4 separate regions of the Homo sapiens genome follow, and regions 2, 3 and 4 are each linked to region 1. The links are chromatin contacts, found by Hi-C or POLR2A ChIA-PET in ENCODE. All regions are on one chromosome and are shown on one strand. The core of a region is the stretch at or near the end of the contact, and the rest is flanking DNA. Distances in the headings are between cores, read along the strand shown.

What was found. A loop is a pair of places that touch in the nucleus more often than their neighbours do. ChIA-PET counts read pairs that join two places held with the same protein, here RNA polymerase II (POLR2A). Pooled maps may share reads with other maps.
Region 2: a map of left ventricle myocardium inferior shows a loop between it and region 1 (5-fold over the local background). The contact joins two enhancer-like sites. A Hi-C loop is called at or near these places in 1 of 168 maps with a recorded cell type or tissue (left ventricle myocardium inferior) and 7 of 50 pooled maps. POLR2A ChIA-PET finds 5 or more read pairs at or near these places in 2 of 52 experiments (T-cell and activated CD4-positive, alpha-beta T cell).
Region 3: a loop to region 1 is called in a pooled map, with 2.5 times the contacts of the local background. The contact joins two enhancer-like sites. A Hi-C loop is called at or near these places in 1 of 50 pooled maps. POLR2A ChIA-PET finds 5 or more read pairs at or near these places in 3 of 52 experiments (B cell, CD8-positive, alpha-beta memory T cell and activated naive CD8-positive, alpha-beta T cell).
Region 4: a loop to region 1 is called in a pooled map, with 4 times the contacts of the local background. The contact joins two enhancer-like sites. A Hi-C loop is called at or near these places in 2 of 37 single-sample maps with no recorded cell type and 7 of 50 pooled maps. POLR2A ChIA-PET finds 5 or more read pairs at or near these places in 2 of 52 experiments (BJ and activated CD4-positive, alpha-beta memory T cell).

Annotation. Positions count from the first base shown.
Region 1 is chr15:63,667,153-63,674,440 of GRCh38, forward strand. It overlaps HERC1 (HECT and RLD domain containing E3 ubiquitin protein ligase family member 1), which reads right to left. Exons shown (of 78, transcript NM_003922.4): 38 at 7,190-7,288; 39 at 5,344-5,542; 40 at 2,386-2,546. Among named protein-coding and RNA genes, the nearest start is that of USP3-AS1, 70 kb to the left of the region's middle. Within about 2 kb of position 1,604, at least 4 of the 41 ENCODE cell types and tissues checked have a DNase peak (open chromatin) inside an H3K27ac peak, as active enhancers do; they include B cell, where a contact is called at or near this core.
Region 2 is chr15:63,887,895-63,894,195 of GRCh38, forward strand. No RefSeq gene overlaps it. Among named protein-coding and RNA genes, the nearest start is that of MIR422A, 20 kb to the left of the region's middle. RefSeq lists enhancers at 3,398-3,487, 5,057-5,286, 6,062-6,301 and a silencer at 4,836-5,130. Within about 2 kb of position 5,002, at least 8 of the 41 ENCODE cell types and tissues checked have a DNase peak (open chromatin) inside an H3K27ac peak, as active enhancers do.
Region 3 is chr15:63,531,708-63,537,975 of GRCh38, forward strand. USP3 (ubiquitin specific peptidase 3) reads left to right here. Exons shown (of 15, transcript NM_006537.4): 2 at 940-1,000; 3 at 5,318-5,449. Among named protein-coding and RNA genes, the nearest start is that of USP3, 30 kb to the left of the region's middle. Within about 2 kb of position 4,649, at least 2 of the 41 ENCODE cell types and tissues checked have a DNase peak (open chromatin) inside an H3K27ac peak, as active enhancers do; they include B cell, where a contact is called at or near this core.
Region 4 is chr15:63,464,336-63,471,437 of GRCh38, forward strand. No RefSeq gene overlaps it. Among named protein-coding and RNA genes, the nearest start is that of USP3, 37 kb to the right of the region's middle. Within about 2 kb of position 2,661, at least 3 of the 41 ENCODE cell types and tissues checked have a DNase peak (open chromatin) inside an H3K27ac peak, as active enhancers do.

The DNA.
Region 1 (7,288 bases), core at 354-2,853:
TTAAATGTGGTATCTTTAAACAGAAAGATGCACAAAACAAGATTATACAGCATACTGATCAGATGATGGAAATGTAACTAGAAGTTCACAGGAACTTAACCCTGTATTTCTCCTAGGAGCAATGGTTCAGTATTTGCTAATTCAGTGTTCATAATAACCTTTTAGAACATAACTATTGCTAATAATGAGAATCAACTATTATTCCATGTATTCAGTAAGTTAGAGGAAAGATTGAGCATGTGAAATAAACACGGAAGATGAGATTAAAAAAAAACAAATCAAATGTCTACTGATGAAAACTATAGTGTCTGAATAGAAAAATACACTGGACATTAACAGAACATTAGACACTGCAGAAGAAAAGATGAATGAATTAGAAGATATAGCTATAAAAACTATCCAAAACAAATAATAATTTATTATGGAGCTTATGTGTAAAAGTGAAATGTATGAAAACAAAAGTATAAATGATGAGAAAAGGAAAATAAAATCATCCTGTTGTAAAATTATTACTTTAACTACATATGAAGTGGTACAATATCACCTTAAGGTAGACTCTGATAATTAAAGACATATACTATAAACCAGAAGGTAATCTCTAAAAATATAAAACGAAGTACAGTTGACTCTTGAACAACATGGGTTTGTACTGCTCGGGTCCACTTACATGTGGATTTTCTTCTGCCTCTGCCACTCCTGGGAGAGCAAGACTAGTCCCTCCTTTTCCTAGCCTACTCAACGGGAATATGACTATAATGAAGACTTTTATGATGATCCACTTCCACTTAATGAATAGTAAATATATCTTCTCATCTTTATGGAGTCAAAAGTTATATACAGATTTTCAACTGTTCAGGGGGTTGGTGCTGCAATCCCTGCAATGTTCAAGGGTCAACTGTATAGCTAATAAGCCAACAAAGGAGGTAAAATGGAATAATAAAACTTATTTAATTCAAAGAAAGTTAATTAATTCAAAAGAGAACAAAAAACAGGTGGAACAAAATAGAAAGAAGGTGGATTTAAAACCAACCATATCAATGATCACATTAAATGTAAAAGGCATACACACCCCAATTAAAAGGTAGAGAATATCAGATTGGATTAAAAAAAGCAAGATTCCCTTGAGGTCAGGAGTTTGAGACCAGCCTGGGCAACATGGTACGACCCTGTCTCTACAAAAAATTACAGAAATTAGCTGGGTGTGGTGGCATGCACCTGTAGTCCCAGCTACTTGGGAAGCTGAGGTGGGAGAACTGCTTGAGCCCAAGAGGTTGAGGCTACAGTGACCCAAGGTCACTCCAGCCCGGGTGACAGAGCAAGAGGCTGTCTCTAAAAACAAACAAACAAACAAACAAAGCAAGACCTAACTACTACAACATGCTGCCTTTACCCATTTTAAATATAGAGACACAAATGGATGAAAAGTAAAATGATGAGTAAAGACAAACCATCCTAACAATTTTTAAAAAGCAGGAGTGGCTATAACATCAGAGAAAGCAGATTTCAGGGCAAAAAAATATCACCAAGGATAAAGGCATTTCATAATAACAGAAGGTCTATTCATTAAAAGAACGTAAGAATCCTAAATGTTTATGAACCTAAAGACAGAGCTTTAAAATATATGAAACAGAAACTGAAAACAGGAAATAGAAAAATCCACTATTATCGTCACAGATTTCAACAACACTCTCTCAATAATAGACAGAACAAGTAGACAAAAAAACCAGAAAGGATAAAGAAGACTTGGACAACAGTATCAACCAATTTGAGCCTGCTAAACAATTTATAGAACACTCAACAACAGCACAATACACGTATTTTCCAAGTGCACTTGGAATATTTACCAAAACAGATGATATTCTAGGCTGTAAGACAAGTCTCAATAAATTTAAAGTGATTCAAATTATACAAGATATGTTCTCTGACAATAATAAAATTAGAAAGCAGTAACAAAACGATATCTAGAAAATCCCCCAAATATTTGAAAACTAAATAACATACTTCCAAATAGTCCAGAGGGCAAAGAAGACATCAAAGGCAAATTAGAAAGTACTTTAAATGAAAATGAAAACACAGCATTTCAAAATGTGTGGGTTGCAGCTAAAGCAGTACTTAAAGGGAAACTTACAACACTAAAAATGGCTATATTGGGAAAAATGAAGAGCTGATATGACTAATGTACAGCACATTATTTCTCTCCGAAATGGCCATAATTCAATCCACAGCTTCAACATGAAGATCATAGCTCAGTTTAATGGGGCAGTTCCCCTTCATTAAAATCACTGTTTTACCTTCTGTGAAGACAAAACACAATGCCCACATAATAAAGTCCCACACATCTGGAATGCCAACTTTGGATATCATAGTGCATATCAGCACACGCACCTGTGCGGTTAGCTGGCCTTGCTGACTGGGAATCAGGAGAAGTTAAACTTTGCCTCCTTCCTACTTCATCAGAAGGAGAGGTTGGTAACGAAGATATTGGAGGAGTCTGTGCCCGACGTGTGGGAAGTACAGTGGTAGTTGGGTAACTAGAGAACATTTGCCTTTAAGAAAATAACAGTGGTTAGCATAAAAATCCAATTTACGAAATAATACATACATCACAATCTTCTTATAGAAGAATATGCAACCTGGAAGACTAAACAGGTTAGTTATAGTTTAATGGAGGGTGGGGAGAAAGACTCCTTAGTTTTAAAAATGATTATCTCATGCAGCACTTTCAGTATAAATGTAATAAAACCTTATGATTCTTTCAGCAAAATGCCAGCAACAAAGCAGGTTGGGGGAATACAGCCATTAGCAAAATAGATGAAAAATGCCTGCCTTCACAGAGCTTTCCTTCAACTATAATACCAAGATAAGAGGGGTAATTTGGTATGTACAGTTACAGTGCAAAGAAGGCTTTTAAAGATAGGTAACTTGCAGTTACTTTTAAATATTAATATAAACTCACTAGCTAGTCATGAAATTATTCACATGGATTGAAAGTAATGGTTTACAGGCAAGTTATGGAAAGAAAAGGTAACTGTCTAGTCACCTAGCACAACTGCAAAACAGTACATGAATGATATGTCAGCGGCACAGTCGGGGAAAGGTACGGGGAGGCAGCCCCTTCTCCGATGAGAATGTGGAGCATGGTCAGGGAAAGGTATTGGAGGGAGAACCCCTCTTCAGTTGAGAAATGTGGACAGCAGTCAGAGTATAAAGTCCATAAAGATCCACACTGACTGCTCTTCAGATTTGTCCAAAAGAACTAGGAACTTTCTAAGTATCAAAAATGTACTGTCTACCAAGTCAGTAATACAATGGTATACACACAGGAAGGAGTAGTTCTCTGGTTTTTCCTCTACTAAATGATGTTCGCCCAGTAAGAGCCAAGTGCAACTCTAATGAAGTCCCAGCCAATAGCAGGAAAATGAAGACAGAAGAAATGAGGAGTCATAAGTCCTGGTGAATGCCTATGGGAGCAAGGGGGCATGATTCTACCACTGAATCCCATGCCCACACTAATCAGAGCTGAAAAGGTTACAAGGAGTCACAGTGCTACTGATCTTGTGTGGACGCCTTGAATTCTGTAATTGCCAGAGGGATTAAAAACCATATTAGAATGTCGTATCAGGCAAGCATCGTGGCTCACACCTGTAATACCAGCATACTTTGGGAGGCTGAGGCCACAGGATCACTTGAGGCCAAGAGTTCAAGACAAGCCTGGACAACAAAGCAAGATCCTGTCTCTACAAAAAAATTTCAAAAAATTAGCGAGGGGCCAGGTGCGGTGGCTCACATCTGTAATCTCTGCACTTTGGGAGGCTAAGGTGGGCAGATCCCCTGAGGTTGGGAGTTCGAGACCAGCCTGACCAGCATGGAGAAACCCTGTCTCTACTAAAAATACAAAAAGTTAGCCGGGAGTGGTAGCACATGCCTGTAATCCCAACTACTCAGGAGGCTGAGGCAGGAGAATCGCTTGAACTCAGGAGGCTGAGGTTACGGTGAGCCCAGATCGCACCACTGCACTCCAGCCTGGGCAACAAGAGTGAAACTTTGTCTCAAAAAAAAAAAAAAAAAAATTAGCTGGGTGTGGTGGTACACTTGTAGTCCCAGCTACTCAGGAGACTGAGGCAGGAGGATGGCTTGAATCTAGAAGACTTTGAGGCTGCAATGAACTATGACTGTGCTGCTGTAATCCAGTCTCAGTGACAGAGTAAGCAGCTGTCTCTTAAAAAAAAAAAAAAGTGAGAGAGAAAAAAAGAATAACCTATTATTCCTCTATCTTCCTTATTCTTTGAACAGACGCACCTCCTGAAACTATTATTCCAGTAAGAGAGCTAACATGTAGGAGATATGTGGGGTCTGAAAATGGTACTAGGATTGTACTCCTGCACAAGACCACAGCAGTAATTCTCAAAGTGTACGCTGAAGCCACTGTATCAGAATCACTAGAGAAACTTAATTAAAATGTAAACTATGGGCCCCACCAGACCTACTGAATCAGACTTGCTGAGGGATACAGCCCTAGAGCTTTAAAAAGTTGCCCAGGTGGCCTTGGGCACACCAAAAATTGAGAATCACTACAATAGACACTCCCCTGTTCCACTGTTTAAGATGTCAGTCTACACAGTGAAAATCGTAATGCCTTCTTAACTAAGGAAAGAGGGGAAAGAAGAAAAAGGGAGGCTAACCATTCTGCTTCCCTTATTTCACTTAAGTCATAGTTAAGAGAGCTCATAAAACAGTCTCTTCCCTGAAGGCTCTTCTCTCAAAAGTTTTCATTTGTATATACATCTGGCAAATTAAAGCAAAAAGAAATTTAAGTAAGCATCACTTGGAATTTACAAACCTATTAAAATAGAGTTGGCTAAAGAAGCATCATAAGACATGCCCTTTCGTTTGAAAAGCAGACTTGCTCGAAATTTTTTTAAGAATAAAAATACAGTTAAAGAAGTATGCTTAAAATGAAAACAACCTGAGAAGAGAAAATTATTTTCATGGAGGTGAATATTCCAAATAAAAGTATTTACTTTTTGAGGAAAAAAAAATACTCAAAAACTTAGGGGAAAAAATTATCATCATAAGAGAGAGAATGTTAGACTACTTGCTGGTCAGCACGACAGCTGATTAGACCTGGGATCACCACTAACTGGCTGTGAGTTTTGGGTAAGTTATTAAACTTCTGAGGGACATTTCCAAATTCAGTAAAATGAGCTTGACTATATAATCTCTTAGTTTCTTTCTAGCTCTAGAACACCAAGATTCAGTTGGGCATACTATTCATATGAGGACAACTGTGCCTTCAGAAACACAGGCATCAGTATGGCAGACATTAAAGGTCAACTTCTCTACCTGAGAAGACTAAGAGGCATCACTCCCGGGGACTCGGATGCAGGCACTGTTTCTGTGTCAGTGACTGGAGTGGTGGCAGTTGTGGTGTCCTCCAGAGAGCTGCTCATAAAGGAGGTCGTGCTTGAGGCTGATGGGCTAGTAGTAACTGGTGTCTGTGCCTGCTGGGCAGGGTCACTTTCTTCAGCTTGTTGATCAATCTCTAGAAACCAAAAAAAAGGTTAAGAAAGTAGTAAGGATTTGTTTTTTCAAAAATAACAGCGGGAATAAAAAACTTCTACCTGTTTAATTTAAAAGTTTCTAAATATATTTCACAAGCATCAATTTCTATGAAAGATTGACAGAAAAAAATATTCTTACTTATATACATCTTTGTATTCACTACTGTACTCATTAATTCCAGACTCTACAGACAGTATTGTAATGAGCCCTTGTAATTACACATTTCTGTTTTTAGAGAAGAGGGTTCTCTTAAAAACAAAAAAAGTCTCACTTTTGGTTGTAAGATCTGATAAGAGGTTCTCTAAGGTATCCAATCATTAAAACTGTGTTTCCTTCACACTTTCATTTTGATGCCTATCTTTAATCTACAAATAGGCAAAGATAAAAGCATGTAAATACAAGAAGAGTAAAAACCAAGACAGAAACTTCACAATTTAAAAAGGACAATTTCATTAAAAAACCCACTTAGTTAACAACTCTAAAAGTTTACAAAGTATTTATATATTTTTTTTAATTGTTAAGGAATCCTACAAATAAACATAACTAAAATATGAGTTGCTACAAAGACAAGTAATTCTATTAGGTTTGATAAAAAGCCACATTACTTCACAATCATCATGATCTTAACATTCCTACTTATATACACCATGTACCTCTCTCTCTCTCTATTTACTGTCCAAGCTAAGACAAGAAGAAAAGGAATAAGTACAAAGGAAAAGAAGAAAGAAGGGAAAGAAGGAAGAACAATATAAACTCCATGAAGGCAAGGGACTTTGTTTTGTTAACTGCTGTCTCTCCAGAACCTAAGAAAGTACCCAACACATAGTAGGTACTCAACAAACATTGACTGAACGAATCTCATTTTTATTTCTGCATTCATATTCTCCCCAAATGTGAGGATACAAGATAAAACAGAGCTTTTCTTTTTTTACATGCAATATGCAGCCTATGAAAGTAGAGACTTTAAAATTTATTTTAAAATATCTCTGAGAAGATATCAGAATACTATGTATTTTGGTTTGTTTTTTGAGACAGAGTCTCGCTCAGCCGCCCAGGCTTGAGTGCAGTGGCACAATCTCGGCTCACTGTAACCTCCGCCTCCCAGGTTCAAGATATTCTACTGCCTTAGCTTCCTGAGTAGCTGGGATTAAAGGCACACGCCATTATGCCCGGTTAATTTTTGTATTTTTAGTAGAGACAGGGTTTCACCATGTTGGCCAGGCTGGTCTAGAACTCCTGGCCTCAAGTGATCTGCCCACCTCGGCCTCCCAAAGTGCTGGGATTACAGGCATGAGCCACCATGCTTGCCAGAATACTATGTATTTTGAGTCAGATCAATAAATACTTTTTTTGGTATAAGTTAAATTTTGTTTTACAAAATGTAGTAATAATTGCTGTGTTCTAACACTGGTATAGGTTTAAAATAGCAAAATTATAGACAGAAGATTACTAATAGAAAAATAATAAAAAAGAACTGTTTTCAAGAAAAAATGATGTGAAAATTGCTTTGACCAAAAAAAAAATTTTTTTTTTTTTACAAATCACTTACAGAATGTATCACTTCTGACAATTATGAAAATAATCTCAACAGCACAAAAGCAAAAAAAAAAAAAATCAGATAACATACCTTGCTTAATTTTGCCCCCAAACTGGTCTTCCAAAAGCCCATGAACCACTAATTTATAGATCATGGCTTGCGCTCGTTCCAGATCAGCTAATCCCAATG
Region 2 (6,301 bases), core at 3,752-6,251, 220 kb after region 1:
AAGCCACAAGGCCTGGGACAGGCCCCTGAAGTCCTTCCTCCTGACCCTACCCCTGACCACACGATGCCTCGAGGGATGCAGATGCTCCGAGGAGCCCCAACCAACATGTGCAGGCCCACACGTACATGCACAGAACCCAGGACTAATGCCAACAATGGAGACCCTTCTCAGTCTGCTTAAAACTCTGAAATCTTATATTTATAGAATACTATCTTTATTTGATTATGTTTTGTTTTAGATTTTAACTTGCAACGTTTGTTTATCCAGGGCTTTTTTTCTGTCTCTCTTTCTCAAAGATGGCCAATGTTGGTTGGCCATTAGTCAAGTACTGTGCCCATGCTGGGCAAACTAGGCTCCTTTGTCATGCTGTGTGGGGAGAATGGGTGTGGAGCTGGCACTTTCCCTATTCCTGCCCAGCCTCAGCCTGGCCCTGGGGACATCTGCCCAGCAGGCCTATGTGGCTGGATCACATGGGTCCCACTACAGTTCACTGCCCTCCAGTCCATGATGAGGTCAATTGCTCAGATTGTCCCCAGGGCTGACTGAGTGGAAAGGTGACTCCTGACAGGGCAGGCCTCCAGGGTTAGTCTCTATGAGATATGAGTCCCCACTTGCCCCAGAACATCAGCCTCATTGAGAGCTGCTGCAAATGGCCATCTTCCTTTAGGGCTAAGCATCATCCCCTCCCTGCAGGGCCTCACGAGGATGAAGGCGCTGCAAGAGGACTCTTGGATGGAAGTGACTTGTTGGGAGAGCCCATGAGCTCTCCAGAAAGGACTCCCAGCCTGCAGAAATGTTCTTTCTGTACACATATGACACATGCACTTATACTCACCACCTCTCCTGTGGACACACCTCCACAGTGTGCCCCTGTGAATCCCAACCCACACTTTAATCCACCTTCTGCCACCATCTCCACATCAGTGGTCTAGAGCTGGCGGCAATGGAGAAAAACACACCCACTGTACAGAGAAGATGCCTGAAGTGGAGGGACAAGAGACCTGCCCAAGGTTACATGGATGTATGCAGAGCCAGAGTGGGTGCTCAGGCAGCTGTGGTGTGGTGGAAGCACATCACCTGATCTCCTCTCCCCAGCTGTGTGACCTGGGGCAGGTCACTTAACTTCTCTGAGCCTAGAGTCTGCATCTGTGAGACGATAACACCCACTTCAGAGGGCTTCCGTGAGGATCCAGGGAGTCATGTGATACAAGCACCTCCTTACAAGCTATAAAGATGGTGAGAGCTAGTGGACAGTCAGAATTCTGGCCTTTTCCCTTCTTTTGAAAGTTCAGCTGCAAGTTGTATTGGGATATAGGTTGCACATACTTTTTTTTTTCCTGTTATATCTTTTAACATTTCATGGTATTGTTTATATATAGAAGTTTGTGATTTGAATGTTGTTAAATTTATTCATCTTTTCCTTTAAGGTTTTTTGTTTTTGTGTCTTGCCAAAGGTTATAAGTGAGGAACATTAAAAAAAAAAAAAGACAAATTCCCCAGACAAATCACAGAAAATAGAAAAAGATCTTGAAAATATTTTTAAAAACTCACATAATAAGAGGAATGCTAAGATGCCATTTCACATTATCAGATTAACGGAAGTTGTAAAGTTTGCTAACACACTGTGTTGGTGAAACTGATGAGGAACAAGCACTCTTGTTCTTTGCTGGTAGATGTATACACTTGTAGAACTCTGATCAAGAGCAATTTGGCTGTATTTGTAAAAATTAAAAACACACATACCATTTGATCTATAAGACCACATCTAGGAATTTATCCTCAGATATTACAGATGTATGAAATGACATATGCACAAGGTTATTCATTATAGCATTGTTTATAACAGCAAAGGAAACAACCATCATTAGGGAACTGGTTAAAATATGTTTCATCCATGCAATGAACCACTATACATTTGTAACAAAGAATAAGGAAGCTTTTCTGAACTGATATGGAAAAAATATCTCTATACCCTTAAGTGAAAAAAGCAAAGTGCAGGACAGTGTGTATAATAAGCAATTGTCTTACCCCGTGAGGCGCACTGTGGCAACCAGACCTCTGGGTTGTGGAATCAGGTCCTACAGGTCACCGTGGTTGGGGGACAGTGGCAGTTGCTGCCCCCATCTCAAGAAGGCTTGAGCAGCCGGCAGTTTGGCATCATTCTACAGCAGGAGGTTAAGGGCCCCCCTCCCAGAGTGGCGATCATTAAAGCCAAGGCTCCCAAAGGTCAAGCTGCAGAGCAACACCTGGAAAGAATCTGCCACAGCCTTCAGAAGCATCATGCTATGTTGACTTCTATATAGTCAGATAAGCAGGATCACTTGAAAGCTGAATGGGATCAGCCTAATGACCAAAGGTATTGAGACAGCCTTGTGCAAGCAAAAATTAAGAATGCCATGCAAGCGTTTATCATTAACACTGAAGGACAAAACACATGAGGCACACAAACCTGGCGCCTCAGACTGTGAAACATTCCTAAAACCATAATTGGAGATTGCCTAATCAAAAATCAAGTGAATTTGTCAAGTAAGGGTTATGGCTAGGATATTCATATTCCTACCAAATCAATAGCTATTGCTTGTTAATATTTTTTGTTTTATCTATGTTTTGATGGAAAGCAAATGAATATATTGTTCATATTTTGTTACTTTGGTTAAAATCTATTTTGCTTCTTTTGTTGAATATAAAATTGACCCTTGAACAATAAGGATTTTTTGTTTTGTTTTGTTTTGTTTTTTTTAAAGACAGGGTTTTGCTTTGTTGCCCAGGCTGCAGTGCAATGGCGTGATCTCAGCTCACTGCAGCCTCCCCTTCCTGGCCTCCTGGGTTCAAGCGATTCTCATGCCTCAGCCTCCCAAATAGCTGGGACTACAGGTGTGCACCACCACACTAGCTAATTTTTGCATTTTTAGTAGGACAGAGTTTCACTGTGTTGGCCAGGCTGGTCTCGAACTCTTGACCTCATGTGACCTACCTGCCTCAGCCTCCCAAACCGCTGGGTTTACAGGTATGAGCCGCGGCACCTAGGCTTATATACCTTTTTATACTTTAAATTTTTTGAGCCATGTGAATATTTTACCAATGCAGAAAATTAACACTATTTTAAAATAATAACAGTTTCCCAGAATCCAATCCAAAATATCAAACCAGACACTCTGGGCCCATATATTTTTTTAAAAGTTTCCTAGGAATCTCTCAGGGGAATCCTGGCCTGTCATGGAAGATCGCTAAGAACCTACTGAGCCTTAGATCCAGCAGTCAAGGTCCCAGCCCTTGCAGCGCCACCTGGTGGCCTTAGTTACCAAGCATCCCTCAGAAAAATGTGTGTGGATGGCCAGTGAATGCAGACCAGGACAAAGAGTAACATGGCACTGTGTCCACAGGCTGGGTGGGGCTGGCCCCAGCGGACCCAACATCGACCTCCAGGACTGGCTGTGTCGGTCCTGAGGGAAACGAGGCAGAGGGCCTAAAGTTCTACAGCCTCTGTCCCAAGGAGCCACCCAGAGGCAGCCTGCAAGAGCACATACCTTGGGCCTCTGTCCCAAGGAGCCACCCAGAGGCAGCCTGCAAGAGCACATACCTTTGGACCTGAGTTCAAACCCCGGCTCCACCAACTACTAGCCTCGTTATCTCATGCAGCATAACTTCTCAGGTCCTCTGTTTTCTCATCTGCAAAATGGAGACAAGTATAAGTCTGTAGACACATCTAGTATAATGCCTATGCTCAATAGGAACTTGATTAATGCTCATTCTCTTCCCTTTTGTTACTTCTAGATAGCTTTACTCCCTGGCCCTAAAGAGCCTAGCTGGGCTCATGGGAGCTTCCTGTGGCCTGGGAGGGTTCAAGCATTGGAGAGACTGAGGAAGAAGAAATCCATATGCTTCTTGTCTTTCTAAACCCTCTCCCTCCTCCTTGCCCCTTCTTTAGCTAGCAAGGAATACATTTCAGGCCTGGCTGAGGTGGGGAGGCAGTTCAGGAAGTGGCTGCAGTTCCCACAAGCAGAGTCAGATGGGGTTCCAGTCCTGTGCTATAGGCCTGGGTGCTCCATCAATCAATCGAGTCTTTTGGCCTGGGAGCAAGGCCCAGTCCCTGCCCTCCCTCGGGGAGTGCATTATACTCAGGGAGAGCCGAATAGAACACAAATCACAGTGAATGTGCAGGGGACTAAGGGGACTCAGAGGCACTGATGAAGTTACTAAATTGACCATCTGCTCTTTCAGGTTGTGACACTATTTCTAGAAGCTCCTGATAAAAATGCAACTAGGAGCCCATGAATCCCTCACCCTTTAGTTCAGACTAGCATCTCTGCTTCCCTCCTAGGTCTTCTGGAAGATGGCAGAACCCAAGAGAGATGAGACATTATAAAAACGTAGACAAGACATTGAAACATTTTTGTTCGAAGCTGTAGAAAGGAATGTTCAGACGACAGAGCAGAGCACTCCTAGAAGGGGTGACTGCTAGGTTCCAGACCCCCTGGCAGTGGGAAGACACCAGCCTGGCCAGAAGAGAGCCTCCCAAAGGGAAACTGGGGGATACTGAGATCACCTGGGTCACAATTCTGCTCTTTGTACCCATGTCAGCAGAGGACCTCCAAGAAGTCAGATGCTGGGAGAACAGAGTCCTAACCTTAGGCATTACCCGATTCACAGGTGAGGAAACTGAGGACCAGCAAGGGGAGGTGCTTGCCTCAGTCCCATGTGAGTTAATGGATGACCCTGACCTGGACTTCAGGTCTCCCGAGCCCTATTGCATGGTGCAAAGCACTCAGTCTTTGGAGCCAGGTAGAACTGAATTTGAACCCAAAGTCCCCTGCTACTTTGCTAGCCATTTAGTTTTAGAAAAGTCATCTACCTCTCTGAGCCTTGGTTTCCTGCCTTTGTAAAACAGACCAGAGCTCTTGCTCAGGAGTGTTGTCAGGACTAAAGATAATATGTGCAAGCCACCCGGCACATGGTAAGTGGGGATGCTACGATTATTGCTTCTCCTACGCAAACCACACCAGCCACAGACAGGCAGGAAGAGGGCTGGCTGCTGCAGCTCTCAGGCACAGCAGCTTTGCACTTGGTGGTGGTCATGGTAGGGGCATGGGGTTCTGGTTGAAGGAGTCAGATGTGTGGAAAGTAGAATGTGCCTTGTGGCTGGGTAGTGAGGCTTCTTCACTAACTCCAGAGTTGCAGAGTATGCAGGCCGTGGGAGCCACACACCCAGCCCATGGCATGCAGAAGCAAGAGGCATGACCCCTTATTCATATGAAGGGCCCTACCGATCACATGCTTTGCAGTCGCCAGAGTGGTTGCCAGGGGCAGAACCACTATAGGGGATCTTCCTTCCTCTTTTGCTCCAGGCTCCTCACTTACATGTCTATTTTTACCCTGTACTGTATGCTGTCAATAAGAAGCATGGTTATTACAGCAGCAACCACATTCCGAGTGCAACGGAACGGGAACTTCACATGCATCAGCTCATTCCATTTCACCCTCACAGAAGCCCTGCGGGAGCATACTGTCATTCCCATTTTACAAGAGGGAGAACTGAGGCTCAGTTCGTTGCTAACAGTTACCCAGCCAAGAAGGTGCCAGAACTGGGATTCAGACCCTGAGGTCCAGTCTAACTCCAAAGCCAGGGTTTCCATGCAGCACCCCCCTGCCCAGGTATGATGCTTCTTTCCAGGGAAGGGAGGTTGATAGAGGCAGGGCCTACAGGTTATCATTATTATTGTTGTTGTTTTAAAGATGGGTGTCTTGCTCTGCTGCCCAGGCTAAGTGCAGTGGCATGATCATAGCTCACTGCAGCCTCAAACTCCTGGGCTCAAGCAATCCTCCTGCCTGCGGGTTTTGAAGGCTGTAGCAGGACCAACTCCTGGGCAGGTGTGTTGGGAGTAGGGAGCCTCATTTGAGCCCCAGAAAGTTTGCTCACGAGGCAGTTCTGAAAAAGTAGAGAGCACCACAGCAGAAGCAGAGGAAGAGAATTGAAGGAGACATGAGGTTCACCTCCCAGCAGCTGTTCCCCTTCTCTTAGCAATGACCAGTTCTCCTCCTTCCAGTTTCGGGGAAGCTAACTCCACCCTAGGCACTAAGGCCTTGGGTCTCAGGCCTAAACAAATCACCCTCATCCATCCCTCAGCCTCCGTGACTGGTCCATGGATAGGGCGTGTGGATCAACAAGACACGGGGAGGGGCTCACTGGGGTCTTCAGAAAGCAGCTGCCCCACTTTTCTGAGCAAGCTTCCATAGGCAGGCTTGCTGTCTGGTGTTTAACAGCTCAGTGAACATGGTGAAGTCACTCTCCCCACCATCCCCT
Region 3 (6,268 bases), core at 3,399-5,898, 130 kb before region 1:
ACAAATATTTATTGAGCATCTACAACGTGCTAGGTGGTTACTATGATCCTGTGTGGTTGTGCTGCAGTGCTCCTCCCATGCCTCTAGGAGGCTGACTAGTGGCTCCCAAGGGGCTGTATTAGGAAGTCACCTGGGAAGCTACTTTGCGCAAAATATACATGTTCTTTGTACTTCCTTCCCCACGCCAATGTAGATAACCTTGAGTAGAACATAGGTGTTTTCAAAAAGCTTTCCAGGTGATTTTGATATCCCTCCCTTTTAAATATCATTGTTACTTATATAGGACTTATTAAAAAATGAATGAGTAGACAGCAAGCAAAATTTTAATCAATATTTCATTTCCATACCTTCTTGCCTTCCCCACCACTATAATACATCAACTAAAATCATTAATGTCTTGATTATACCATCAGCAAGAATTATGTGCAGTTGTCATATATTTTATGCAACTAAGAATTACTTTGGGAAAACTAGGCTCAGATTTCCTAATTGTAACCTTATGTTGTGCCTCTTAGTAAATAAACTGAAAGAATTGTCATTTGTAGTGGTCTATGACCTACATGGCAATGACATGTGATTAAATGACTAGACTTAAAAAATGTTTTTTAATAGGAAAATAGACTGTCGTTAACTTGTCAGAGACTGTAGCAAAAGGGAATAAGTAATAAAGGAGACAAGTGTATATGTGTTTAACGTGGTTAAGCTATTTGGGTTGAGTCAGCAATTAAAATGAGCCGCTGTTGTGGACATGCATTTAAATTCTTTTCAGTATAACTTAATTAGGCAGCCATTTTGTGTAAATGCATTCACAAAGCACGGATTTGCAACTTCAGCATTCCTACATAGCCATGGAATTTATAACTTAATCACAGGAAAATGGGGAGAAATTGGGAAATAACATGATGCAATTGGTATATTGTGTATTTTTCTTTTTATTAGTGTGCCGGTCCAACAAAAGCCCTTGGGTCTGTTTGACTTGTTCAAGTGTCCACTGTGGAAGGTAGGTGACATACTTATTACTTCACTGACCTATTTGCTTTTTAAAATTTGTCTTTAAGCTTTATGTCAGAGTTTTATTGATTTGGATTTAGTACCATTGTTAATCATAATGCATAATTCCCTGTAGGGCTTCCTTCTCCAGTTGAATCCCTTTGTTCTGTGATACAACTGGGGAAAACATCTAGGGGAGAAAAACTCTTCGTATTGATACTCAGAAGAATTAGTTTGATGACCAAGACAATCTGCTAATAATATTTGAGTGGAAAGATGAGCTAAGGGAATTCTTGAAGTACAAATTTACCTAATGGTTGTTTTTTAAACCTTTTATTAGGGTAAAATTTAAGCACACACAAACATAGAGATGGTATAATTGAACCCCATGTCCCATTCACCCAGCAATTATCAACACATGGCAATCTTTTTTCACCTATTACCTACCCCATCCCCACCTCTACTGACTTTTGTATCAAATCCCAGGTATGATATCATTCTTCTGGGAAAGAAAAAAACCCTTAAAATATTTACAGATAAACGAATTCCTTTTGAAAATGATCTCATTGTGGAGTTCATTATTAATTCCTAAGATATACCAAATGTTTCATTGTTCCATTAAAATACTACTTTCTATGGACAACATCTTCTACCTCACCCCACCCCAGTTTAAACCTGAGCATTTCTTCCCAGTTCTTGGCCTCAAAATAATATTATTTAAATAGTAACTCTTCTAGCACAAACTCAAGTATATTGTCTGTGGTTTTTTGCCTGGTAGCAGCACATTTATTTCCACTGCTCTTCTAGCTTAGAAAATCTACTTTGAATTTACTTTAGAAGTTAATAGCTTAGCAGTAAGGAAATGAGAAATCATACTGAGTCCCATAGGCTGAAATCTATATTGTATTTATCCAGAATATTTCCCCATTGTTATTTTTAAATCCTCATTGCATGAAGAGAGCATCTTTCTTTGTTCAGTGAAGTTTTGATTTTTCACATTTTGAGTCCTGGAATTGAGTATTTTTTCCATGTGCACTTAAGAGTACCTTTGGAAAATGTTAACTGCATTTCTTAATTGTGGCTGTTGTGGTTTTGAAATCTCTAGGATTTGGGGAACCTGAAAATACTTTGTACAGATAACTTTTTTTTAAAAAAGAAGAAAAGTAGAAGCACTTAAATTCTGCAGTTGAAGAGACAGATTCCTCTCCTAGATTTTGAGAGGTGAGAATTATAATGCAATAAAATTTATGTAGTTCTGTTCTCCAGAAGTCTCGTAGTGCTCTACAACCTAAATCTTGATGGTCATGTGCCAATCAAAAGACCTGACAAACTCAAAAATTAGAGATTAATGTTCTTAAACAACAAACTAAAATAGGTTTTGGAAAAATAAATGGAAAAATTTCTAGCCTCTGCAGGTGGACTGTTGTCAATTGCAAACAAGCTTAAATTTAGAAATTTGACATAGTTTTGGAGAAATGTGATGAAGTAGATTAAACAGAAAATTCAGAATAGCCTGAATTTGGATCTCCATTTTACATAGCTGATTGGTTAATATTCTTTTATCATGTAATCCCAGGTGTTGATTGCCAAATTTATTGATTTTTTGGTAATTTTAGACTGCTTGTCTTTAGGGAAATCGTAAAGTGAATATTCTTCCCACTAGGAAACATAGTTTATCAATAGCATATATGGGTTATAAATTCTGCTGGTCTTCATGACACCATCCCATTTAAGTTATTTTTCAAATTTTTGTGATTGTTATTAGAAATTTGTGACATATGTAGTGAAATTTTTCCTCTTGTGCTGTAGACCAAAATGTCTAGTTAAAATCCAAAACTAGATGAGGGAAATATTTAATTTCCTGTTAGCTAGTTTATACAAAACTGTTAACCTCTTCGACTAATATATTTAGGTATCAGGCAAAACATTGCTAATCTTAATATCAGTATTCCTACTTCTTAGTTTATCTCTGATATGCACCGGAACTATTTAAACATCTAGTACATTTAGAAACTACAGCATTGTAGTTAAATGGACTATGTAAAGATGATGAGTTCTCAAAAATGTGCAAGTGGTAATGTGCTTATTCAGTATTATTACTGTAGCAATGAATTACTGTTGTTTTTCATGGTTTAGTATTATAAATATATATGATAAGAATAGGTGATTAAGATTAAGTATTGAACCTATATGATACCTTAGAGTTTGCCTTTTATTTGTTTATTTATTTATTTATTTATTTATTTACTTATTGGACAGAGTCTCACTCTGTCACCCAGGCTGCAGTGGAGTGGGGTGATCTCGGCTCACTGCAACCTCTGCCTCCTGGGTTCAAGTGATTCTCATGCCTCAGCCTCCCAAGTAGTGGGATTACAGGCATGTGCCACCAACCATGGCTAATTGTTGTATTTTTAGTAGAGATGGGGTTTCACCATGTTGGCCAGGCAAGTTTCAAACTCCTGACCTCAAGTGATCTGCCTGCCTTAGCCTCCCAAAGTGTTGAGATTACAGGCGTGAGCCACTGCACCCAGCCTTACATTTTATTAAATAGCGTTTCTTGACCTATACAGTTACATGTTATCTTGAAATATGTGCTAAATGTGCCCACCTTCTAAGCAATTGTTGTTTGGATTCTGAATGAGTAGTAGTTAAGCACAGAAAGAAGAATGCTAATAAAATGATTGCTAACATTCATTTGTTATGAACTATGGATTATGTAATCACCTAACAACCCATGAGACACAAAGTACTATTACGTCCATTTTACAAATGAGAAAACAAGTACAGAGAGGTTAAATAATTCATCCAAGCTCTCATGGCCAGGATGTGATAAAGCCTAATTTTGAATCCAGGCAGTCTAGTTTTTGAGCTTATCCTCTTAATCATTATTTGACTCTAAAATTCATTTTAGTACAGTTTTATGAACAGAGGACTCAGGTATATGCAAAAGTGTAAAGTACAGGGAAAAAATGGAGAAAGAACGTGATCACATTCCAAGTTGAGGTTAATAGTGCCTTGAATGTGCCCAGTTTTCCTGGGTAGAGGGGCTAGGTTTGAAGTTGATCCTTCCCAGTTACGGTAACTCTCCTACTTCCTCCAAGGTAAGTGTTTTTCCTGGTGCAGTTAAGGTGCCTCATGATGAAAATGTCATCTAACTCTCTGCATCTGTTTATTTTGGTACCATTTAACCAACATTTGTTTTGACTGAGTTTTCAAGTAGGCCTTGCCTTCCACACATTGGCTGCTTTCTAGGAACTGGGAAATGTTGCTTCTTAAGGGTCTTCACGTTGGTGGTTAGTGACAGAATTGTGCAGTCTCTAGACGAAGGTGTAGATGGATTTGGGTGTACACCATGTGCATATGGAGCCTTATTTCAGTTTCATTGTGCCTGCTGTAATACTAAATCTGAGTTGGAATGTGTTACACAATTTTTATGAACATAATCAACTTTTGATTATCTTTGTCCATGTAGAGAAATAGCAGTTTTTGTAAGCTTAAGGTGATTTGTGTTTTGTTTGGATTATTTCTAAACAAACATGTTTCCATATGAGAGGAGCTGATTATTCAGGCATTCAAATAAAAGACTGGAAGCTATATTGGTGAGAGATGGAACATTGTCCTGTTTCTCTGACTCTCACACTTTATGTTAAGCAGCAACTTGAGCAGAGTCTATGGCCCTGTGGGAAGTGGCTGAGTAATTTACTTAACAGAGCTTGTCTTTGATAATAGCCCAAGTTGGGGGTTAGTGGTCTGAGAGAAAAAAAAAAAAAGCTATAGTGAAAGCAGCAGCAAAGGAGTTTATAAATAATATCTATGGTACTGAAACCAATTTGCATAGATTATGCCTTTCCTTGCCTGAGCCTACTCTTGTATATAATTAAAAGTTGACTATAGTATTTGGTTGCAAAAAAGGAGCATAGGCGGGTGGATCATGAGGTCAGGAGATCAAGACCATCCTGGCTAACATGATGAAATCCCATCTCTATTAAAAATACAAAAAAAAAAAATTAGCTGGGTGTGATGGTGGGCGCCTGTAGTCCCAGCTACTCGGGAGGCTGAGGCAGGAGAATGGTGTGAACCTAGGAGGTGGAGCTTGCAGTGAGCCAAGATCGTGCCACTGCACTCCAGCCTGGGCAACAGAGCGAGACTCCGTCTCAAAAAAAAAAAAGAGCATATTTTAAGTATTCAGTATAATAAATCACTACATGATTGACTGCTGTTATAGGATTTCTTTATTTTGATTTGATTAATATTTAATTTCATCATTTCCTACTCCTTTAATTTCCAAAGCAATATTTAAAGTAAATTTTCATTTGGTTTTTGTAAGGTATGTGAATGGCCATGCAAAAAAACATTATGAAGATGCACAAGTACCTTTAACCAACCATAAGAAATCAGAAAAGCAAGATAAAGTTCAGCACACAGTATGTATGGATTGCAGTAGCTACAGTACATACTGGTAAGTTAACATTTTCTGGAAATGAGATTTCTTACTGTGTGCAAGTGTGCTCTCCTCCCCTCCCTTCCCTCAGTCTCTAAGCCAGTTACTACTGCTGTTACCTCCTTTTACAACTGTTAGGATTCACGGAGGACTGGAGCCATTGGGAACGCCTATCTTTATTCATTCAGATTTTACTTTGCATTGTTCCTTTCAACTTCTAGGCCTCCTTTTCTCTCCCACCTCCCGTTCCTCATCCATCCTAGCTTCAAGGAAATAGATCTATTTCTTTGTTATTATAATTTCTTTTTCTTGTGTTATTTTAAATTGAAGAACAATGTGATAACCCATGTTCAAAATAACTCAACAAACCCATGTTCCTCCTGTCCCTGGTCCAGTTAACATTTTTGTCATATAATCTTAAAAATTTTAACTGCTTTGTTTAAAAAAAAATTATTCTGACAGTCTCCCTTCTCCCAGTGCAGTTCCACGCTCCTCTTCTACTCCCCCAAAGGTGAATGTCAAGAATTTGGTACGTAGCTTTCCAGGCTATTTTTTCTTTTTTTTGAGACAGAGTTTCGCTCTTGCTGCCCAGGCTGGAGTGCAATGGCGCAATATCGGCTCACCTCAATGTCTGCCTCCCGGGTTCAAGCAACTCTCCTGCCTCAGCCTCCCAAGTAGCTGGGATTACAAGCATGTGCCGCCATGCCCAGCTAATTTTGTATTTTTAGTAGAGACGGAGTTTCACCATGTTGGTCAGGTTGGTCTCGTACTCCTGACCTCAGGTGATTTGCCTGCCTCGGCCTCCTAAAGTGCTGGGATTAACAGGCATGAGCCACC
Region 4 (7,102 bases), core at 1,411-3,910, 200 kb before region 1:
GGCATGATCTCAGCTCACTGCAACCTCTCCCTCCCAGGTTCAAGTGATTCTCCTGCCTCAGCCTCCCAAGTAGCTGGGATTACAGGCACGCGCCACCATGCCTGGCTAATTTTGTAATTTTAGTAGAGACAGGGTTTCACCATGCTGGTTAGGCTGGTCTCGAACTCCTCACCTCAGGTGATCTACCTGCCTTGGCCTCAGAAAGTGCTGGGATTACAGGTGTGAGCCACCATGCCCAGCGAGATTTTAAACCAAAAGGCTTCCTGACAAAGTCAAGATCTCCCACCCTCACACAGGCGCAGCTTCTAACATCCGCAGTCCTCTTTGAGGAGAAGATCTTGTGTGCTGGCAAAATATTTTAGCTACTGCACAAAACACTGCGTGGCACAGTACTTTGAATTCCCAGAGAGAAAGGCCCAGGGGTCTTGTTGGAGGGTATGTAGGAAAAGGAAACCTACTCCCAAGGCAGAAGGCACTCCCAGAGCATGCTTTGGTAATTATGCAGGCTGGGAGGAGGCAGGCCATGGGTGGAAGAAGAAGGAATGGAGAGGAGAGGAAGCCCGGAAGGAGAGAATCACAGGTTCATTTAAAATAGATGCCAGCTAGGGGTTTAGTCCTTCTCTGGCTTGCTGTGTGAGCTTCTGCAAGTCACTTCACTTCTCTGGTTTGGGCCATATCTGAAGAGGCCTTCTCCAACTGAGACACTCAAGGATGCCATGCATTTTTCCAAGTCACTAGGAAACAACGCTCCAATCGCATACCTTTCATTTGCATTATTGTAACCTAGACTGGTGTCCAACTCTTTTTCATAAACAGTGAGAAATAATGTCATTTCCATGATTGAATCAAGCACACCAAGGGTGTTATAGAATCACTTTTCTTGCTTAGCAGTTCTGGGCAGCAGAAGAGACTTGCACTCTAGATCCTGGAACAGCTGAGCTTTCTTGGGAAGATTCCAGACAGTTATTAACCCAATGAGTAACACCCTATGTGCCATTCTGACCCTCTGGGCTACAGTAATGCAATCTTCTATTGCTTTTCTCTCTTTTAAGAAAAGCCATCAAACAAGGGACTCATTCAAATTTTTAACCACAATATAAACAGACATTTACACAAGAGCAATTATAAATAGCACATGTGCAAAAAAAAAAACCTGCCTACTGGCATCCAAAGATATGCTGCAGAAAGCAAATTTGGGACTCTATTTAAAAATCTTTTCAAAAATGCCTTGAAGCAACAATATTCAATGTACCTGATGTTGCAGCAAAATTGATTTACTGATACAATATTGGTGGCATTCGAAATTAGTAATAGTTCCTTTGGGAACTAATATGGAAACACATAGGAAGAACTATATCCATGATTATTCAGAAGTAATGCAATAAAAATCTGCATAAAGAGGCCAGCACAGTGGCTCACGCCTGTAATCCCAGCACTTTGTGAAGCCAAAGCAGGAAGATCACCTGAGGTCAGGAGTTCGAGACCAGCCTGGCCAACATGGTGAAACCCCGTCTCTACTAAAAATACAAAAATTAGCCAGGGGTGATGGCGGGCTCCTGTAGTCCCAGCTACTCAGGAGGCTGATGCAGGAGAATAGCTTGAACACGGGAGTTGGAGGTTGCCGTGAGCCGAGATCACACCAACGTACTCCAGCCTGGGCGACAGAGCGAGACTCCATCTCAAAAAAAAAAAAAAGCCTCCATAAAGAAGTCAACATCAACAATATCTATTGTAGCAAAAAAAAAAAAATACTAAACTTGAGGGAATTGCTATATAGATTTTGATACAGCCACACATTTGCCTCTTATACAGCAATAAGGATAACTGTGCAGATTGATAGCAGTGTAGAGATGTTTATTATCAGTCAAATACAACAAACTTCAGGATCACATAGGCATTATGATTATAGCTCTGCTAAAAGTGTGCATACGCATCTGAAAGGGCTGGAAGGTATTGAAATAAAATTGGCTGTAGTGTTTGAGAGGCAAAATAGTATGGTTTAAATTACTTTTAATTTTCTGTTTATCTCCAACTAAATAAAAGAAAGCATATCAGTTGAAAAAGAATTAACCTTATCACCAATGTTTCCCACTAGACAATGAGAGCAGGAACCCTGCCTGTCTCTTTCAACAGCGTTTGCCAGAGCATGTGTCTGCCACATGGTAGGCGCTCTGTAAATATTTGTGGACTGATTGACCACTGCTGTCAGCCTCTCTGAACCGGTTTAGTAAATTGCTGATATAGACCTCCTGTTTTCACAAAGATCCTTCTTGCCATCACCTCCACAGTCTCAAAAAGCACCTTCATTTACAAGCAGGCTTTCAAAACCCAGCATCTTCCTCTCTCTCAGTGTCACTGGCAGAAGGAGGACATCACCTTAAAGTACCAGACTCTAGGGCCAGCCTGTGTTGGGAGAACCCCCCCGCCCCTTCTCTTGCAGCTTCCCCCGGGGGGGACAGATCTTCATGGGGACACAAGGGAGAGTAGCTTGATCCCTAAATCATCTGGACACTAACATTTTGCACCAGAAGATGGCAGTCTACACACCTCCTTATGGTGCAGAACCCACACCTTCCTTGACACTTTGACAGTTAATTGTTCAAGTCAAGTTACTCAGCCTACCCTCCACAAAGGTGGGCCAGGGTGAGGGTGTGACAAGGATGGCCAGGGCCTCAGGCCAAGATCAGGAACAGATGTAGGCAACTGATGCCTGCTGTGCCTGATGCTGGGAGAGATGGCACCTCCCACGTTTCACATTTCACAGCTGGGGAAACCAAGCTTCACAGAGGCTAAGACACTGCCAAGTCCCCCACTCCTAGTAGAGAAACACTGCCCAGACCCGAGCCCCGCTCTCCTTACCCAGCACCCACCCTCCTTCCACCATACCGTACTGCCTGCCAGCTCTCCAGCAACAGGAGTCTGTGAAAAAATGGGCAAGGATGTTTCTGAACCCATGGTTAAATGCTTTTAAAAATCACCATGTCAAATTATAAAATTGATCAAACCCTTTGACCTTGGAATACCACTTTGGGAAATATGTTCCAAGGAAACAAAATATGAAATACATATTTATAAATAAGTTTATAAAATATAAAAATGAAACAAAAGCACATATAGAGTTGTGTAGAACTGAGCTTGATACTGCAGTTAAAACCAGAGGCAGCCCAGATGCCCGACCGTGGGGAAAATTGTGCCGTGGTCATTATACTCACACTGGAAATGGCTGTCATGCAGATTAGCACCGACGTCCAGCCTGTCACGTGGGGACTGTTATACTAGTTGTTAAAATAAGTATTTTCATACCAACTGGTAAATAGTAGAGCCAGAGTGTCCTCCAAGCCTCCCTTGCCCCTCTACTGGGATCCTCCTGAACTCCCCCTGATCTAGCAACTAAATAGTAAATGCCTGGCCCAGCAGCCTCCAGGATCCCACATGAAGCAGTGGTCAATGAACATCTTAGTACTAGTTATTAGATATTTTTTAAACCTCCCCTGGCTAAGATTCTGTATACTCATGGAAAAGCGACCTTATTTTGGAATGGGACAAGATATAGGAATATATAAAGAAAGACATTATGTGACTTAACGGTAAGTAAAAAGAAGCAGAAATTAATACAAGGAATAGCAGTGAGGCAAATTTTATTTGTATAAACAAGAGTTTCTAAGAAGCCACAGAGTCTAAATATTTGGTAAACTAGGAGAGGGGAGATTTGAAAAATTTTGTCAGTAGCCTATTTAACAACCTTTCCCCTATTTCCTTCTTAAAAGAAAGTTGCACGGTGGCTCACACCTGTAATCCCTGCACTTTGGGAGGCTGAGGCGGGAGGATCACCAGGTCAGGAGATTGAGACCATCCTGGCTAACACGATGAAACCCCATCTCTACTAAAAATACAAAAAATTAGCTGGGCGTGGTGGCGGGCACCTGTAGTCCCAACTACTCAGGAAGCTGAGGCAGGAGAATGGCATGAACCCGGGAGGCGGAGCTTGCAGTGAGCCGAGATCACGCCGCTGCACTCCAGCCTGGGCGACAGAGTGAGACTCCGTCTCAAAAAAAAAAAAGTTGCAATTTTGTTCACTTGCCTACTCTTCTGATGACCAAATGCTTTGGGGAAGGTTGAGCTCAGAGGTAGTCTGGAGTGGGGTAGGGGTGTGAGTCCAGAGTGCCTAAGCCAGGCATAGTGGCTCAATCCTCTTGCCAAGTATGGATTTAGGCATGGGCTGATGATATAGTTCTGGCAATGAGGTGGAAGGGAAGTCAGCCTGGAGGATTCTAGCAAGACTTTCTTTGCTCATATAAAGGGACAATGACAGGAACATCCCCTGTGTTTCCTTTGAGGATGTCTTGCTTAAAACTAAAGCAAACACCTTGTTGACCAAAGGAGAAGACTAAAAGAGTCTCAGAGAACCCAAACCTTAGCCATGACACCTTTGAGTCACTAAATTAACCAACCTTGAAGCTACTCTAATGCTAGCCTTTTTCTTGTTGAAATGACCTTAGCTGGGTTTTCTAGTATTTAGAATGTAAGCTGTTTATTCACTATTATAGCCCTGTTATCTATAACACCATCTGGTGCATAGTAAGCCCACCATAAATATTTGTTGAAGGGATAAATGAATAAAAAGGAAGGAAAAAATGAATCCTTGCTGATATAGAAAGGTGTTAAGTTTCTTGGTCATCTTGGTGTTAGATTTTTCTGTTTCATTAAAAAAAAATATTCATTCAAAGCATTGCATGATGTTGACTAGGTGTATTAGTTCCAGGGAATTAGTGTTATGGGAAGTGGCAGACAGATCTGGATTTGAGTCTGGATCTGCTACTTACCAGTCAAGTGTTCTTAGGCAAATTATTCATCTTCACTGAGCACACCTGTAAAATGAGGATAAATTATGGGGTCGCTGTGAGTCTTAAATGAGAAGCAACCACAGAGCTGGGCACGTGGGAGGGGCTCTGTAAGTGTTCATTCCTCACCTTCCAACATTCTAAGTACTCAGGTACCATGATGCCAGGATGAATCAGGCCGAGTCTCTCTTTGACCTTGAGAAGGATTTCATGGGCCAGGGGGAGGACTCAGACATAGCAACAAATCAGCCACGTGACCCACATTAACATCACGGGAAATGGAACAAATTGACATCACATACCTCCTGATATGACACACTGAGATGAACAGAGCATTACCTCTGGGATAGTTCTGCCAAATTAGTACAACAAGAACTCATCACAAGGAAACATCAAACAAACCCAAAATGAGGTACTTTCTACAAAATAACTGGCTTAGACACTTCAGAAATGTTGTCATGAAAAACAAAAAGGAGGCTGGGTGCAGTGGCTTATGCCTGTAATCCCAGCACTTTGGGAAGCCAAGGTGGAAGGATCACAAGGTTAGGAGATCAAGACCAACCTGGCTAACACGGTGAAACCCCGTCTCTACTAAAAATACAAAAAATTAGCCAGGTGTGGTGGTGGGCGCCTGTAGTCCCAGCTACTCGGGAGGCTGAGGCAGGAGAATGGCGTGAACCCGGGAGGCAGAGCTTGCAGTGAGCTGAGATTGCACCACTGAACTCCAGCCTGGGTGACAGAACAAGACTCCGTCTCAAAAAAAAAAAAAAAAAAAAGAAAGAAGAAGAAGCTGTTCTAGATTAAAGGATACTAAAGAGACATGACAACTAAATGTGGTGTCTAATCTTGGACTTTCTTTTGCTTTAAAGAACTTTACTGGGGCCAGGCACAGTGGCCCACACCTGTACACCCAGCACTTTGGGAGGCTGAGGTGGAAGGATCACTTGAGGCCAGGAGCTTGAGGCTGCTGCGAGCTATGATTGTGCCACTGCACTCCAGCCTGGACAACAGAGCAAGACCTTGTCTCTGAAAAGAAAAAAAAAAAAACTTTATTGGGAAAAATTTGTGAAATCGGAATAAGATCTGTGGATTAGATAAAATAGTTGGTACCAAAGTTAATTTCCTAATTTTGATGATTATCTATACTTATCTAAGAGAATGTCCTTGGTTTTACAAAGCATATACACCAAAGGAGTAGAGGGGAGTAATGTCTGTAAAGTAACTCACAAACAGTTCAGAAAAAGTAAAATTATGATTCTAGATACAGTACATAGAAAGATAGGTAGGGGCAGCCAGGCGCAGTGGCTCATGCCTGTAATCCCAGCACTTTGGGAGGCCGAGGCGGGTGGATCACAAGGTCAGGAGTTCAAGACCAGCCTGGCCAAGATGGTGAAACCCTGTCGCTACTAAAAATACAAAGAAATTAGCGGGCACCTGTAATTCCAGCCACTCGGGAGGCTGAGGCAGATAACTGCTTGAACCCGGGAGGCGGAGGTTGCAGTGAGCCAAGATCACGCCACTGCACTCCAGCCTGGGTGACAGAGTGAGACTCCATCAAAAAAAAGAAAAAAAGGAAAAAAGAAAGAGAGAAAGAGAGAGAGAAGGAAAGGAAGGAAAGGAAGGAAAGGAAGGAAGGAAGGAAGGAAGGAAGGAAGGAAGGAAGGAAGCAAGCAAGCCAGCCAGCCAGCCAGCCAGGCAGGCAGGCAGGCAGGCAAGCAGCGTAGTGGCTCATGCCTGTAATCCCAGCAATTTGGGAGGCTGAGGTAGGCAGATCACCTGAGGTCAAGAGTTTGAGACCAGCCTGGCCAACATGGCAGAACCCCATCTCTACTAAAAATACAAAAATTAGCCAGGCGTGGTGGCACACGCCTGTAATCCCAGCTACTTGGGAGGCTGAGACAGGAGAATTGCTTGAACCCAGGATGCTGAGGTTGCAGTGAGCTGAGATAGTGCCACTGCACTCCAGCCTAGACAACAGAGTGAGACCCTGTCTCAAAAAAAAGAAAAAAAAAAAGATAGGTAGGTAGTTGGGTGGGTGGAAGGTTAAGGTTAATGTCACAAACAATATTTAGGGTATCGGGCTGAAAGATATACAAGAATTATTTGTACTATTCTTGTAACTTTCTTGCAAGTCTGAAATTGTGTCAAAAATAATTTTTAAACAATTTAAAGGTGACAGTAGATCCAAATGCTGAAGGAGACTGGGAATTTGTGGGTGGGAAAAGGTGGGGAATGGAATTAATTGCAGGCCGAGTAAAGAC